2 separate regions of the Homo sapiens genome follow, and region 2 is linked to region 1. A link is a contact called in ENCODE Hi-C or POLR2A ChIA-PET data. All regions are on one chromosome and are shown on one strand. The core of a region is the stretch at or near the end of the contact, and the rest is flanking DNA. Distances in the headings are between cores, read along the strand shown. Region 1 has its middle 7.7 kb from the start of LINC02035. Region 2 overlaps SEMA5B (semaphorin 5B).

Evidence for each region. Hi-C counts contacts between places; a loop is a spot of excess contacts on that map. ChIA-PET counts read pairs that join two places held with the same protein, here RNA polymerase II (POLR2A). Pooled maps may share reads with other maps.
Region 2: a loop to region 1 is called in a map of MCF 10A, with 2.4 times the contacts of the local background. The contact joins two enhancer-like sites. A Hi-C loop is called at or near these places in 2 of 168 maps with a recorded cell type or tissue (MCF 10A and mammary epithelial cell) and 1 of 50 pooled maps. POLR2A ChIA-PET finds 5 or more read pairs at or near these places in 5 of 52 experiments (GM12878, MCF 10A, PC-9 and 2 more).

What each region holds. Positions count from the first base shown.
Region 1 is chr3:122,892,783-122,895,652 of GRCh38, forward strand. No RefSeq gene overlaps it. Among named protein-coding and RNA genes, the nearest start is that of LINC02035, 7.7 kb to the left of the region's middle. Within about 2 kb of position 1,394, at least 3 of the 41 ENCODE cell types and tissues checked have a DNase peak (open chromatin) inside an H3K27ac peak, as active enhancers do.
Region 2 is chr3:122,934,855-122,937,724 of GRCh38, forward strand. All of the region lies in intron 5 of SEMA5B (semaphorin 5B), which reads right to left. Among named protein-coding and RNA genes, the nearest start is that of LINC02035, 50 kb to the left of the region's middle. Within about 2 kb of position 1,486, at least 2 of the 41 ENCODE cell types and tissues checked have a DNase peak (open chromatin) inside an H3K27ac peak, as active enhancers do.

The DNA of each region.
Region 1 (2,870 bases), core at 144-2,643:
GTCTTCAGCGTCTATTCAATGAATGCTGGTTGGGTGAACACACAGTGTACCTATCTTAATGCCATATAGGAAACAGAATTCTTACCCTGATTTTTAAAAATAATTTTTCCATCATAAAATAATACACAGGGCCAGGCACATGCCTGTAATCGCAACACTTTGGGAGGCAGAGGCAAGAGGATAGCTTGAGCCCAGGAGTTCAAGGCTGTAGTGAGCAGTGACCCTGCTACTGTACTCCAGCCTAGGTGACAGAGTGAGACACTGTTTAAAACAAAAAACAGCTATTAAAGACTTTTAAATACAGAAAAGTGTAATGCTTTCTTCTTGCTGTAAATGTCTTTTAATATAGTACAGATTGTACTGTGTTTTTGTTTTATATTCTTAACATTATATCCTGAACATTTTCCCATAACAAGGAAACATAATTTAAAATTTCATTTTATTGTGGGACATTAGGTTGTTCCTGAGGAGATCGATTCTGGGGAATACCCATTGTATATTTATCCTAGTTTCTGATGATTTTGTTAGAAAAGATAACCAGAAAGCACGTTACTTTGTTCAGATATGAAGACTTTAGCTCCCGATATGTGTCCCCAGGTTAGTTCTTTAGCCAGCCCCGTAGGGTCTACTAGCAAATGAATGCATTTCAGGATTCTGCTCAGGTGAGAAGGGTGACAGGAGAGTGAGTCACACTGACCTCTTCCCCTTCCTGTTCTTTACTTACAAACCACATGCCCTCGGCATGAATGGGCCCTATTTCACCTCTTTAGTTCTTTCTTATATAAAACACTGGACCTGATAGCGGGGTGCAGTGGCTCACGCCTGTAATCCCAACATGTTGCGAGGTCAAGACAGGAGGATCGCTTGAGGTCAGGACTTAAAGACCAGCCTGGTCTCCACCAAAATAAAAAAACACACACACATGACTTGATGATCTTTAAGACCATTCAATTCTTAATTCTAGCAAAAGACAGAAAGGAGACGATGTAGGAAGGGCTGGAGGGAGGGAGGCAAATTCTCATTTGGATATAAATGGAGATGGGGAGGCCCTATAAGGGATACTTTCGTTTTTCACTAGTGGTGTCTTAGAGAGTTGTTTCATGCATAATTTATTGGATGAGTATCATTTGTTCCCTAAAGGATGCTAGGTTATATTTTTGAATTTTGTCAACAAAGCAATTTTTATGAAGCTGAAGATCATATTTTTCACATTTACTTTGACATATCCGTGACTCAGATTGCGGAAACAGGCCTGAACCCCCAGTGCTTCTTAGCTCAGTAACAGTGGTGATAATTTTGGGTGCTTGCTCTATGCCTGATACTGTTCCAAGCACTTTCCATGCCTCAGCCTCACAGCAAACCCGGAGTAGGTTCTATTATTAGCTCCATTTTGCATCAGAGGAGAAAACTGCCCCAGGTCAAATAGCTGGTGTGTGGGGTGGAGCTGGGTTTGAGCCCAGGCCATGTGGCTGCTGCAGAGGCCCGGGCTCTAACCAGGAAACAGTAGGTGCTGGGTAGCTCTTTATCCAAATGTGGAGGGAAGGGGGTTTTCCGAGGGCCATGGATTTGTACAGGCTGCCCTTTGTGCTACACGAAGTCCTTTAATCAATTTACTCTTCTCAGAACCCCTGCGAGGTAGGTGTCACCACCCCCATGTCACGCAGCACACAGCTGCTCAGTAAATAGTGGGGCTGGAGTTCGGAAGTCCACGGTCATCCCTCAGCATCAGGGGCCCTTGGATCAGGGCAAGGGGCACAAGAGGCTCACAAGCACGAGAGACTGAAGGAAAGCAAGAACTGCCTTTCCTAAAACTGATCTAAGACAGCGCCTGCTGACAGGAGGTCACGGCTGTGTTCCGCTTCCCGCTTCCCCTTTCACCTGCTCCCTGTTCCCACTTCACAAGCAACAGATGCATCTCTCACACCTAGCAGCACTGCTGCGGAGGTCCTGGATGTAAAAAATAAAAATAAAAAAACTAATAGTAAAATTAAAACCTCCTCACTGCCAGAAAAAAGTGAGAGAAGACGATTAAGAATGTGCGTCCACGGTACCTCTTACGACAGTTGTCATGATGAGTCCAGGGTAGCGCTTTGTATCTGTCCCTTTTCTGTATGTATTTCTGTCCCAGACAATGTGGCATTAGAGATGGGGTGCTTTGACTTGGGATTTTCAGGATTCAGATGGATTATAGAGTGGAGGAGCAGAAAGAATGGCAATTGTTGTTTAATAATCTTACTTCTCCTGTTTCCCAACTACTGTGAAAGATCGCCAAACCGCTGAAGACAAGTTCTGAGAAAAGAAGGCAAGGAGGGCATCAGTGAGCAACCATGAGGGCAGCAGGACCTTGTTTCTTCCACGTGACACTCGGGTCAAGGCTGCACACCTTATCTAACTATATTCCGGGTTGGAATAAAGCATGCTGCTTTTGAGTTCATCCTCTCTGCCTCTTCACCATTCTCAGTAGTAAGGAGGAGCTTCGATAGTACTTCCTTCTCTGGTGCCTTGGTCTGTGTCCCAGGGGCATCCTTGAGAATATTGCAAAGAGGCGAAGGTAGGAAGTTCCCTATTCCTTACTGTACAGATGAACAGTACACCTTCGAGTAAAAGGAACATTGTAAGAGGTAAGTTTGTATTTTACATTTTCTTGGACATTTATTCATACTTTTCTAACCACTTAATGAAGGTACAGTTGACATACAGTTAGCCTCACATATTTGAAGTGTAAAATAAAAGTTTTGACAGGTGCACACCCATGCATCCATCACTACCATCAAGATAGTGAGCACATCTACCCCCTTTAATATCCTTCCTTCCCTACCACCCCTCCTGTCTCCATACCCCCTCCCCAGGCAGTCACGATTTGCTCTCAG
Region 2 (2,870 bases), core at 236-2,735, 42 kb after region 1:
CAGAGTCAGACCCACCTCAAAAAAAAAAAAAAAGAATCCCTATTTTTTAGAAATGTATACTGAAATATTTATGGATGTTATGATATGTCTGAGATTTGCTTCAGGACAGGGACGTGGGGGGATGTATGTAAATGAAAGATGATTGACCTTGAGCTGATAATTGTTAAAGTGCTATTGAGTACACGGGGTTCATGTACAATTCTCTTTGCTTTTGTGTGTGTATGAAATTACGTGATAAAAAAAAGCATCTTTGTTTGTTTGCTTTAAGAGTAAAGTACTAAGCAGCTCACTGGGAACTCCATGGGAGGTCTCATAGAGACTGGTGGGCTTCTTGTAGGGTGCTGGGTGAGGAGCCTTTTTCACTGGGAGGCCCTCTATGTCATATTCTAAAAGTCTGGTCTCTGTAGTCATTGAGTTTTTCCAGCAAAGACTCCCTTAGTCTCCTGCCTGGAAGTGGGGCTGGGGGAGCAGGGGGTGGGAGGAGGAAGTAGACTTTCGTCTGATCACACCCCATCAGTGCCCTTTAGGAGTCTCTGAATATGGAGACTTTCTAGTTGAATCTTTGGAGAAAGGGTCTTGATTCCTTTATTGGAGGGAGGGAGAAGATGGAAGAAAGGATTGCTGTTCAGGATGGGACAGGAGACCTGGGTCCCAACCCTTTAATTTAGAGAATGTCAATCAATCCTTCCTTTCATCCTTGTACCTCATCCTCACATCATACAATATGGGACACCCAATTCTGGGGCCCTTCTGAGGAGTCAGCTGCCTGTCCACTGCATCCCTTCTGCAAGCCGACCTGCTCTATCCACTTTTTTTTCTTTTTCTTTCTTTCTTTTTTTTTTTTTTTTTTTTTTTTGACAGATTCTCGCTTTGTTGCCCAGGCTGGGGTGCAGTGGCGTGATACCTGCTCACTGCAACCTCCGCCTCTTGGGTTCATGTGATTCCCGAGTAGCCTCAGCCTCCTGAGTAGCTGGGATTACAGGTACCCACCACCATGCCCAGCTAATTTTTGTATTTTTGTAGAGATGGGGTTTCACCACGTTGGCCAGGCTGGTCTTGAACTTCTGACCTCAGGTGATCCGCCTGCCTTGGGCTCCCAAAGTGCTGGGAATACAGGAGTGAGCCACTGTGCCCAGCCTCTATCCGCTTTCCATTGCCCCAGAATGCATAATCTCTTCTTCACTGACATCTTTTTCATTCTCTCTGTTGTTGTGAATGTGCACCCTTTAAAATTTCTCACTCTTTTTAGTGGAGTTTTGTGAAGGGGTGGAGAGAGACGTGTCTGATCAATCTGGAACACAGAGTGCTTTAAACAAGGGCTGTCCCAGAAATTCCAGGATGATCTCTAGTAACAGTAGCTGTGTGGTTTTCACGCTGTGAGAGGAAGCAGGCGACACCCAGGGACGTGGATCATCTCCATGAAAACTCAGCAACTCCCACGGACACTTGGGGGCCAGGGACAATGGCTGAATGTCAACGCATCTTTGGAGCATTAAGTCCACTGCTCTGTGGAGTTTCAACTTCAAACCACTCCAGGGCTGCCAGATTTGAGCTTGGAGGACGTGGAGATAAACTGGAAGAGAGCTCAGGCATTGCCCTCCATGTCTGCCCAGGCCCGAACAAAGCCCCATTATGCGTCCTGATGCATATGTGCAGAACAGTCCTCGTTTCTGCCTCGCAGGATATCTGGCAAACCAAGATCATAAATCTGTTGCAATTAGGCCTCCAGCCAGGTCGTCCCATGGAACTGTTCTGGCAAAGGTCGCTCACGAGCTCCTAATTGCCAACTCCAAGACAGCTCATCATGCTGGTCCTCTCAGCAGCCCGGGGATGCTGTCAATCACTAGCCTCCTTTTCTTTCCCAGTACCAGTTTATTAAGTTACACTGATAAATAACCACACAGGTGAGCTGATTTGATTTCCCCCACTCCTCCACCTCCAACACACACACTGCCCCATCTGCTCCTAGCTGCACCTCTTCCCTACTTCAGAGCTTGGAGGATTGGGAAGGAGCTGGGCATTCGATTTTCTTTAAGGAAGAGTGGTTTACATAAATTGTTTAATAGGGGTTAGGTACTTGGAAGTCCCTTAATGGATACTCGTTTGCAAAAACTGTTTACATTTAGATTTTTCTTTACGTAATGTTAATTATTTAAACTATCAATAAAGCATTGAGTTTTAAGTTTGCTTAAATCATGCCCTGGGGCCAAGTGGGAGAATCAGTTGGCTCCATAATGGGGAGTTTTAACCCAAGTGTAGCCCCAGGCCACAGGGAGAGTAGAGGAAGCTGGGCGGGGGCACCCTGGCCCAGCCGCCCTTGTCAGCAAAGTGGTACAGATCATTTTCAGCACTTGGTTACTGGTGACAGCAGACACTGAGAACTGAAAGCTTATAACCAGGGACCCAAAGCTCCCGGAGAGGGCACTGGCAGGGCAACCCCTGAAGTTAGGCTTTGAGAGTTACAAGTCAGGGCTTCCTCACCAGGCCAGACAACAGACAGGAGGACCGGGCACTGAAGACCAGAGGCCAAGGTCTGCTCCAGGGGACACTGGATGGCACACCCCAACCTCTTGCTTGTTCTCTCCCCTCTGTGGACAGATGGTACACACCAGAGTGGGAACGTGGACATAAAATGTATTTATTCCCTTAGTTCTGTCACAGTGAATCCAGTCTGAAATCCTGAGGTCAGGCCCCTAAGAGACATGCTGGGAAAGGTGGTCAACCAGTTCCTGGTGCTTTGGGGGCTTGTCTGTAGGGCCCTTCAGGGAATGCCGTTGGAGCTGAGACCCTGCTCCAAGCCTGAGCTATGGGCTGCCATAAGCTACCTGCCCCAGGCTGACACCAGGTCAACACTGACCTGGATGAACCAA